2 separate regions of the Homo sapiens genome follow, and region 2 is linked to region 1. The links are chromatin loops, found by intact Hi-C in ENCODE. Cell type or tissue: Calu3. All regions are shown on one strand. Links, peaks and the distances in the headings refer to the core of each region. The heading gives the core; the rest is flanking DNA. Region 1 has its middle 88 kb from the start of PLG. Region 2 overlaps LOC105378093 (a long non-coding RNA gene).

Region 1 (4,390 bases), core at 83-4,082:
ATGTCAATTCTTATACCATAGAAGTGACTAAGGGCAGGTCTAGAGTTAGTTAAGGTGGAAGGGGTGATAAAGAGAAGGACAGGGTTATATAGATAAGGCTGACAGTTAGAAGGGGTAGTCCTTTTAGTGAAATAGATGAGGGGTTTTAGATCTGCAGAAACCTTTTCGTGGAAATCCAGCTTTGCTCCTGGGTAGTTTAAGGGATGTAGTCCCATTTACTACAAGGTTGCCAGGCGGTAGGAGCAGAAGATCAGCGTCTTGGCTGCAGGTCATTACAACAATGAGTGCTAGGGGTAACTGTGTCAACTAGAGTGCTGGGGCATAAATATTTGTGTGAAAAGGCTAGTTGTTGTTGATCTTTTACATTTCCTCAAGGTATGACAGAGCAAGTATTAAAGGCAATAGGTGAGTCAGACTTAGGTGAGTCAGACTTAGTTATATTATTAATAAAGGAGCTAGTAACAGAATAAGGAAAGGAAAGGAAGAAATATAGAACGTATATGAAAATTAATCTTTCTTTAACGTTAACTTAGTAGGGCTTGATCTTAGTACAGTAACCCATGATTCTGAGAGGAAGATGTTTTCTTGACTTGAGTATGGTGGGTCCAATTTTTTTTTTTTCTCAGCTGTGCAGATGGCAGTCTCAGTGGTTAACAGCATAAAATAGGGTTCTTCCCAGGCTGGCTTGAGTTTCTTCTTTCTAGCTTTTGATGAGGACGTGGTTTGCAGGCTGGTGCTGATGTACGGGAAATTCTAGGGGTGGTACCTGTGCTGAAAGACTTCTAGTTTCGAGGGAAGGGAAAGTGGAAGATAAATTAAGTATATAATTTCTGCTGCATATACTGGGGCTTGAGGCCTCATGGTGATGCCTACTGCTCCATTCCTGCTCAGCACCACCCAGGGGACTCTGTGGCCCTGCCCCGTCTTAATGTCTTGGCCTTCTTGTGGCCTTTACCGCCCCTGCGCATTGTGGCCTTGGGGATGAGGGGCCTTGTGACTTACCTGGCTGCCTTCAGGCCTTAAGAAAGCTAAACACCATTTTATGTTTGGCAATGTTTTTGTATGATTTTATACTAGATAAGTTAAATTTTACCTTTATATTAATGTGCTATTAATGTTAAACTTAATTATAATAAAATCTTGTAGACATTATCCAGTTTTAATGTCTGACTATAAGGTAAAACTTTTATAGACTTTTTTTAACTTTTTGTAATTTTTGTTAAAGAGCAGTTTAGTGCTTTAAGAAAAATATATTGTGCTTTTATTTTAATGTCCAGTTCACAGAAAAACTGGATGATACCCATTTAACTTTAGCCAATATGTTTACACACAGAATTTCCTTTACAATTAACATTTTAAAACTTGCTTAAACCTTTAAAACAAAATTTTTTTTAAACTTTAATGTAGGTAAAAATCCATATTCTTATGCCTCCTTATAATCCTGTTATTAAAAGTATATTTTATTTTTCTTACATACCTTGTACATAAACTATTTTTTAATAATTTATATTCAGGAGGTGTAATTACTTTTAAATTATACAATATTTCTTGCATAAATTCCCTTTTATAGTTTTTCTTATGACTTTCACAGACAATCTTCAACATGTCTTAACTTTCTGCATTCTTTTTACACTATTTCTTTTCCTAGTTTCACCCTCTGTGTCTTTCTTTGATTTCTGTCTCTTCTGGTTTCTCTCTTACTTACTCTTTCCCTCTATTTCTCTCTCTCTCATTTGCACTCTATTTTCCTCTCTCTCTCTGTCATCCCGTTTCCCTTTCTTCTCCCAATTTCTATGGGCCCTGCCCCCGTGCACACACTGCCTTCTGTTTCTCTCTCTCTTTTTTTTTTCCCAATTCCCCTTTTTACTTTCTTTCCTTTCTTCTTACACTTAGTTTCTCGTGCTGGGTGCAAATTGCAAGAATTATGCCCATTCACCTCCTCTGCTCTCCTCCAGGTGCCTGTCCCCACCATCTTTTTCACATAGAGCTGGGCTGGGGAGAGATACTTAACCCTTGGTGTGCCTGCCTGGCTGTTTGGCTCTGTGCTTGCTGTTTTTGCTTTCTTTCTCTCTGACTTCCTCTCCTAGTTTCTTTTTCTTCTCTGCTGGTCTTTCCTTTGTCTCTGCCAGCCACCTATGCTGCTGTTTTCCCCTTTCCTTCCCCTTCCCCTTCCCCTAGGGGAAGGACTGGTGGGAGTGGAGCTACTCTTTCTTAACCCAAGAAGAAAGGAAAGGGGGCTTCTGAATATTTTTCTTACTACAGGAGTTTTGTGTGAGGTTCGACGCCCCCTCGTGGGGATTTCTCACCTCTTTCTGAGGTTCAACTCCCCCTCTGGGGATTTCTCACCTCTTTCTGAGGTTCAACTCCCCTCATGGGGATTTCTCACCTCTTCCTGAGGTTCAACCACCCCGCTGCCCAGGGATTTCTCACCTCTTTCTGAGGTTCAACCCCCCCTCATGGGGATTTCTCACCTCTTTCTGAGGTTCAACCCCCAACCTGGGGATTTCTCACCTCTTTCTGAGGTTCAACTCCCCTCATGGGGATTTCTCACCTCTTTCTGAGGTTCAACCACCCCGCTGCCCAGGGATTTCTCACCTCTTTCTGAGGTTCAACCAACCCCCTGCCCGGGGATTTCTCACCTCTTTCTGAGGTTTAACCCCCACCCCCAGGATTTCTCACCACTTTCTGAGGTTCAACCACCCCCCTAACCTGGGGATTTTTCACCTCTTTCTGAGGTTCAACCCCACTAGGGATTTCTCACTTCTTTCTGAGGTTCAACCCCTGCTGGGGATTTCTCATCTCTTTCTGAGGTTTAACTCCCCCTGGGGATTTCTCACCTATTTCTGAGGTTCACCCCCACCCCCGGGGATTTCTCACCTGTTTCTGAGGTTCAACTCCCCTCATGGGGATTTCTCACCTCTTTCTGAGGTTTAACCCCCACCCTGGGGATTTCTCACCTCTTTCGGAGGTTTAACCCCCGCCCCGGGGATTTCTCACCTCTTTCTGAGGTTCAACCTCCAACCCCCAGGGATTTCTCACATGTTTCTGAGGTTCAACACCCTCTGGGGATTTCTCACCTGTTTCTGAGGTTCAACTCCCCCTAGGGATTTCTCACCTCTTTCTGAGGTTTAACCCCCGTACCAGGGATTTCTCACCTCTTTCTGAGGTTTAACCCCCCCCCCCGCCCCCGGGGATTTCTCACCTCTTTCTGAGATTCAACCCCCACCCCCCGGGGATTTCTCACCTTTTCTGAGGTTCAACCCCCGCCCCCCTCCCCAGGGCTTTCTCACCTCTTTCTGAGGTTCAACCCCCACCCTGGGTATTTCTCACCTCTCTCTGAGGTTTAACCCCCCTCATGGGGATTTCTCACCTCTTTCTAACCTCCAAGACATCCTGACTAAGGAATACTTTACCACCCCTGCAGTTTCTCTCTCCTTGGTATGTCCTAACCAAGGAATGCTTTACCATCTGACCATCAAGGAAATACTTTACCAGCTCCTGCGGCTTCTCCTTCCTTGGTCTGTGCACAGAGTTGTCGCTGCAGTATGTGAAGATCCTTTAAGCTAGATTGCTGGCCAGTTTCTTTTTTATTTTTTTGCATTGCTGAGAGTCCGGGTTTATTCACCACACTGGGTGGGTCTCAATTTCTCATCCCTGAGGCACCTTCAATGAGGTAGGGGAGCATGCTCCCTCATGAGAGAGGACTGGAGACCACCCCTAGAGGAGAATGTATCCCTGTACGGATTGACACCAAATTGTTTGAAATGCTTGTTCCCCAGTGCCATAAAGAAATAGCACTTGAACATAAATTTATTTAGTAAGGCCATTTTTACTTCCTGCAGAAAGGGTACACTCACCAGCAGTTTTGCCATGAGAGTTCACCAAACAAAGGAGACAGGGTCATTTATAACCTGACATGTCCACCCTACTGCTGTGTCTGGTTTCTATTGGCTGGAATGGGACCTCACATTCTGTATTTGTCCCGATTGGCTAACAACTTAGAACTTTTTAAAAGAGGCAAAGGTAGAGGAAAACAAAGGAAGGAGGAAGTAACTTGTGGAATGCTGAGAAAGGTAAAAATACTTTTAAATAAGGAAGAGGAACTGGCTATGACCTAATGCTTGCTTGGATCAGTATAAGCATGTCAGGGCAAATATTTAGTCTAAATTGTGGGAGCTAAGAACACAAAGTACATTGATTTCTTTATTACGGCTAGCAGATATTTAAGAATGTTAGTACAGTTCTTTGAATAAATTTTGCTTCTAAGAGAAGTTACTATTTATTTCTAATTAGGCGGGGAGGAAAGTCTTTGAAGAGGAACCTCTACTTTACTTTTTTACAAATAGAAAGGAAATGTTTAGGCTAAGATAAAGGATTGTGTGGCCAGGTG
Region 2 (4,390 bases), core at 67-4,066, 130 kb before region 1:
CAGCCTGACTCCTTTTGCCTAATTAGGACTCCTCGGAATTCTTCTCCTTTCTCATCCCTCTGGCTGTCTTCTAAGTTTCAACTTGGGTGTCACTTCCTCTGGGAAGTGTCTCCTCACCTCTAAAGACTGTCTCTCTGTGCACAACTATAACAAATGGGACCTGGGCCACTTCACTTTTACAATTCCAGTTTACAGACCTGCATTGCCCCAAACCCATGAGACCAAAAACTCCCTGAGGGCAGAGGGGGCCCCTTATTTACTCTTGATTCCCCAGCACCCAGCACAGCACTAAACACTGTACCCACTGAAATAATATCTGAAGGATGAGCGTTTATAGCAAAAGTGGTTTCCACTGACATTCCCTTCTCTCCTCCCCAGCTATGGATTGCAGCACCCAGGAGCTGGTCAGGCTGCAGGAGGAGAGGAGGAAGGCGAAGTCATTACTCAGGGCCTCTGTTTTGCTGATGTGTGGAGATGGTGGGTCTCCCTTGAATACCTGGGAGGCAGGAGCAGGCATGGACTCCTCCAGTCTCTGGGTTCTGGACTCTGGGGGGCTGCTGCTCTCTGGCACCCATCAGTCCTTAACCATCTGGCCTCCAGCCAGGGAAGGAGTGTGGTGGTGGAGAGGCCTCTCTGTCCCACCCATGTGTCCTCTGAGCTCACGAGAATCAGCCGAAGGCTGAGTTCCACACCCTGAGTTAGAAGTTCTTTTACTGTGGACTCTCCCTGGACATTGGGAATTCTCTTAACTAGTATGGAAGCAGTTACATCATCCTAGGTCCTCCAAAAATAGGCACATGTATCTAAATATAGGCACATATAAATGCAAATACATACATATACACATACATCCAAATACATAATTTTTGTTTTGAAATAATTATAAACACAAGGAGTTATAAATATAGTACTGAGAGGTCCCTGTACCTGTTGCCCCACCTTCCCCAGGCAATATCTTATGTAACTATAGTTCATGATTAAAACCAGGAAGTTGCCATTGGCACAATGTCAGAAACTAGTCCTGAGACCTTGCTCAGATTTCATCATTTTTGTGTGTGCACTCATTTGCTTTTCTGAAAAGATTTAAATGTTTTCTGCATGACTGGTCTCCTCCACATAGTGTGAGATGGGATTTTTTTCTGAATGAGCTGAGAGATCAGTGAATGTGAGAGATGGGAAGGATGATTGGGTGCATCTCTGTTTTATTCATGGTGGGTCTGGAACTTAGGGCAGAAGGACCCTGGTTTCTCCTCTGGTGAGTCCTGGTGCCGCCTCAGTGCAGGCTACTAAGTTATCTGGGACTGAGTATCTTCTTCTCTGCTAATATTTGTCTTAAGCATGTAACACGTCTGATGAGGAGATGGCCAATGAAAATTATTTTTTTCAAAGATGAATAGGTATCTAGACTTTTTCAAGCACAACTCAATTAAAAATATATCACTTCACTGAGCCTCAAATTAGTCAGGGCTCACTTAAAAAGTGTCCTCTAGTGCCAGGCAAAGTGCCTCACACCTGGGATCCCAGCACTTTGGAAGGCTGAGGTGGGAGGATACCTCAAGCCTGGGAGTTCAAGACCAGCCTGGATTACATGGCAAAACACTGTCTCTACAGAAAATAAACACACACACACACACACACACACACACACACACACACACACACACACACACACAGCTGGGTATGGTGGCATGTGCCTGTGGTCCCAGCTATTCTGGAGTCTGAAGTGGGAGGATCACTTGAGCCCAGGAGGTTAAGGCTGCAGTGAGCTGTGTTTGTGCCACTGCACTCCAGCATGGGTGACAAAGACAGCCTGGGTGACAAACACTCCAGCATGGGTGACAAAGACAGCCTGGGTGACAAACACTCCAGCATGGGTGACAAAGACAGCCTGGGTGACAAAGCCAGCCCATCTCCAAAAAAAAAAAAAAAGAGAAAGAAAAAGAAAGTGTCCCCTAGTGGATTACATTTTAACCACTGTGCTAACTGAGCCAGCTATCTCTTTACCAGACATGAGAGCTGATAAGCGTCTCATCACATGGCCCCAGGGACTGATGAACAAAGGCTAATATGTGGAAAAGGGCAACTAAAGAAAGAAGGGCCACCTCCAGGTTAATTAGTACAAGTCTCCTCGCTGATATGCCCTAATACACTGAAACAGCCATAAAAACAATCTGCACATTGGCATTGAGGACACAGATAAACTTGCATAAATCCCTTATGGTGTCAGAGGGATGCTTTGTATGAGTCCTTAATAGATTAATTAATAGGTTAATTAAGTTCTTGCTGTTTTCATTTGGAAATGATACTGTCCTCTTGGGGCTATTCAGAGATGTTCATGGTGATGAAACGAGCTGGCCTGGAATGGCAGTTCCCAGGTAGCAGAGCCTGGGCTTGAGGAAGGTGGAACGTGGGTGTGGCAAGGAGCTGGCAGGTGCAAATGTCAGGCCAGCAATGCAGTCCAGCCTGCACGGACGTGCGTCACCTAGGAAGTTGTGACCTGGCTGCAGTTTCCACTTCAGGTGCGACAGAAGGGTGAACTCCACCTCACCTCCTGGTGAGGTTGACCTTTCCTTGTATTTATGACTCTTTCTTTCTTCTTTCTTCCTTCCTTTCTTTCTTTCTTTCTTTCTTTCTTTCTTTCTTTCTTTCTTTCTTTCTTTCTTTCTTTCTTTCCTTTCTTTCTTCCTTCCTTTCTTTCTCTTCTTTCTTCCTTCCTTTCTTCTTTCTTTCTCTTCTTTCTTTCTTTCTTCTTTCTTTCTTTCTCTCTCCTTCCTTCCTTCATTCCTTCCTTTCTTCATCTTTCTTTTCTTCTCTTTCTTTCTTTCTCTCTCTCTCTCCTTCCTTCCTTCCTTCTTTCTTTTTTTCCAGGTCTTGCTCTGTCACTCAGGCTGTAGTGCAGTGGCACAATTTTGGCTCACTGCAACCTCCATCTCCTAGGTTCAAGTGATTCTCTTGCCTCAGCCTCCTGCGTAGCTGGGATTACAGGTGTGTGCCACCATACCTGGCTAATTTTTGTATTTTAATAGAGATGGGGTTTTGTCATGTTGGCCAGGCTGGTCTCAAACTCCTGACCTGAGGTGATCTATCTGTCTCCGCCTCCCAAAGTGCTGGGATTACAGGCATGAGCCTCCACGCCCAGCAGTGTTTATGACTTTCTTTGTAAATACTTGCAAGGAATGTACCATTTTAATGTTGTAAGAGACATCCATTCTTTCATAACAGGACCTCAGTGAATCTTGATTGCAGGCCTCATGCTGGGCAGAGCTAAGGAAATTCAATTTGTCTCCAATCTTATTTGAATATTCTTATGCCTCCTACAAGTGCAGCAGCAGAATCTCCACAAATCTGGTGCGTGAAAGTTTCCTGTAGTTTCTTTAGGGTAGAGAGGCTGGGGAAGGGTAGAGACTGATTTGTACTTTTTAGATGTATAGTTGATCCTTGAACAACACAGATCTGAAATGTTTTGGAGTTTTGTTGCAATTTGAAAAATACTCAAAGACAAACCATGTAGCTAGACATATTGAAAAAATAAAGAGAAAGTTATGTATGTCATGAATGCATAAAGTGTATTTAGATACTTAGTCTATCATTTACTACCATTAAATATACACAAAACTATTACAAAAAGTTAAAAGTAATCAAAACTTATGCACACACTCACAGATCATACGCTGTGCTATTCTCAGTCGAGAGAAGTGTAAACAAACATAAAGATGAAGGATTAAATTGTAACTGCATTGGCTGGGTACAGTGGCTTACGCCTGTAATCCCAGCACTTTGAGGGGCTGAGGCAGGTGGATCACTTGAGGTCAGGTGCTTGAGACCAGCATAGCCAACATGGTGAAACCCCATCTCTACTAAAAATACAAACATTTGCTGGACGTGGTGATAAGTGCTTGTAATCCCAGCTACTCCAGAGGTTGAGGCAGGAGAATTGCTTGAACCCAGGAGGCAGAGGTTGCAGTGAGCTGAGATTGCGCCACTATACTCCAGCCTGGGCGACAGAGCTGGACTCTGTCTAAAAAAAAAAAAAAAAAAATTGTAACTGCATAAACTTAACCATAGTGCACACTGCACCTCTGTAATAATTTCGTAGCCTCCTCCTGTTGCTGTTGCAATGAGCTCAGGTGTTGCGAGTATCCACCTAAAACGTTCTGTGATGCTGAACATCCCGACTTGAGCAGTTTGTCTCAAGTGAATTGTGCACCACGGTAAAAAGTGCCCTCTCCCTGTTGGCATGTATTTTTCCTCCTGTTTTGTGCAGTACTGTAAACCTTGAATAACACCATGGGATCCATATGAAGTGGCACTAGTGATGCTGGAAGTGCTCCCAAGAAGCAGAGAAAAGTCGTGACATTACAAGAGAAAGTTGAATTGCTTGATACGTACT

Evidence for each region. A loop is a pair of places that touch in the nucleus more often than their neighbours do. Peaks named below come from ENCODE experiments on the same cell type or tissue, not always from the same donor. Only the 100,000 strongest peaks of a DNase experiment are listed, where the experiment ranks them.
Region 2: it touches region 1 in a loop (3-fold over the local background); 1 of 110 quality-filtered maps calls a loop at or near these places.

What each region holds. Positions count from the first base shown.
Region 1 is chr6:160,788,065-160,792,454 of GRCh38, reverse strand. It overlaps the pseudogene LOC107986665. Among named protein-coding and RNA genes, the nearest start is that of PLG, 88 kb to the right of the region's middle. RefSeq lists enhancers at 2,045-2,554, 2,565-2,614, 2,655-3,174. In Calu3, for the core only: CTCF peaks have their summits at 2,136 and 2,340; DNase peaks (open chromatin) are centred at 914, 1,984 and 2,284.
Region 2 is chr6:160,916,566-160,920,955 of GRCh38, reverse strand. The region is part of intron 1 of LOC105378093 (a long non-coding RNA gene); the gene reads left to right. Among named protein-coding and RNA genes, the nearest start is that of MAP3K4, 73 kb to the left of the region's middle. In Calu3, for the core only: no CTCF peak of the experiment used is centred there; DNase peaks (open chromatin) are centred at 995 and 2,445.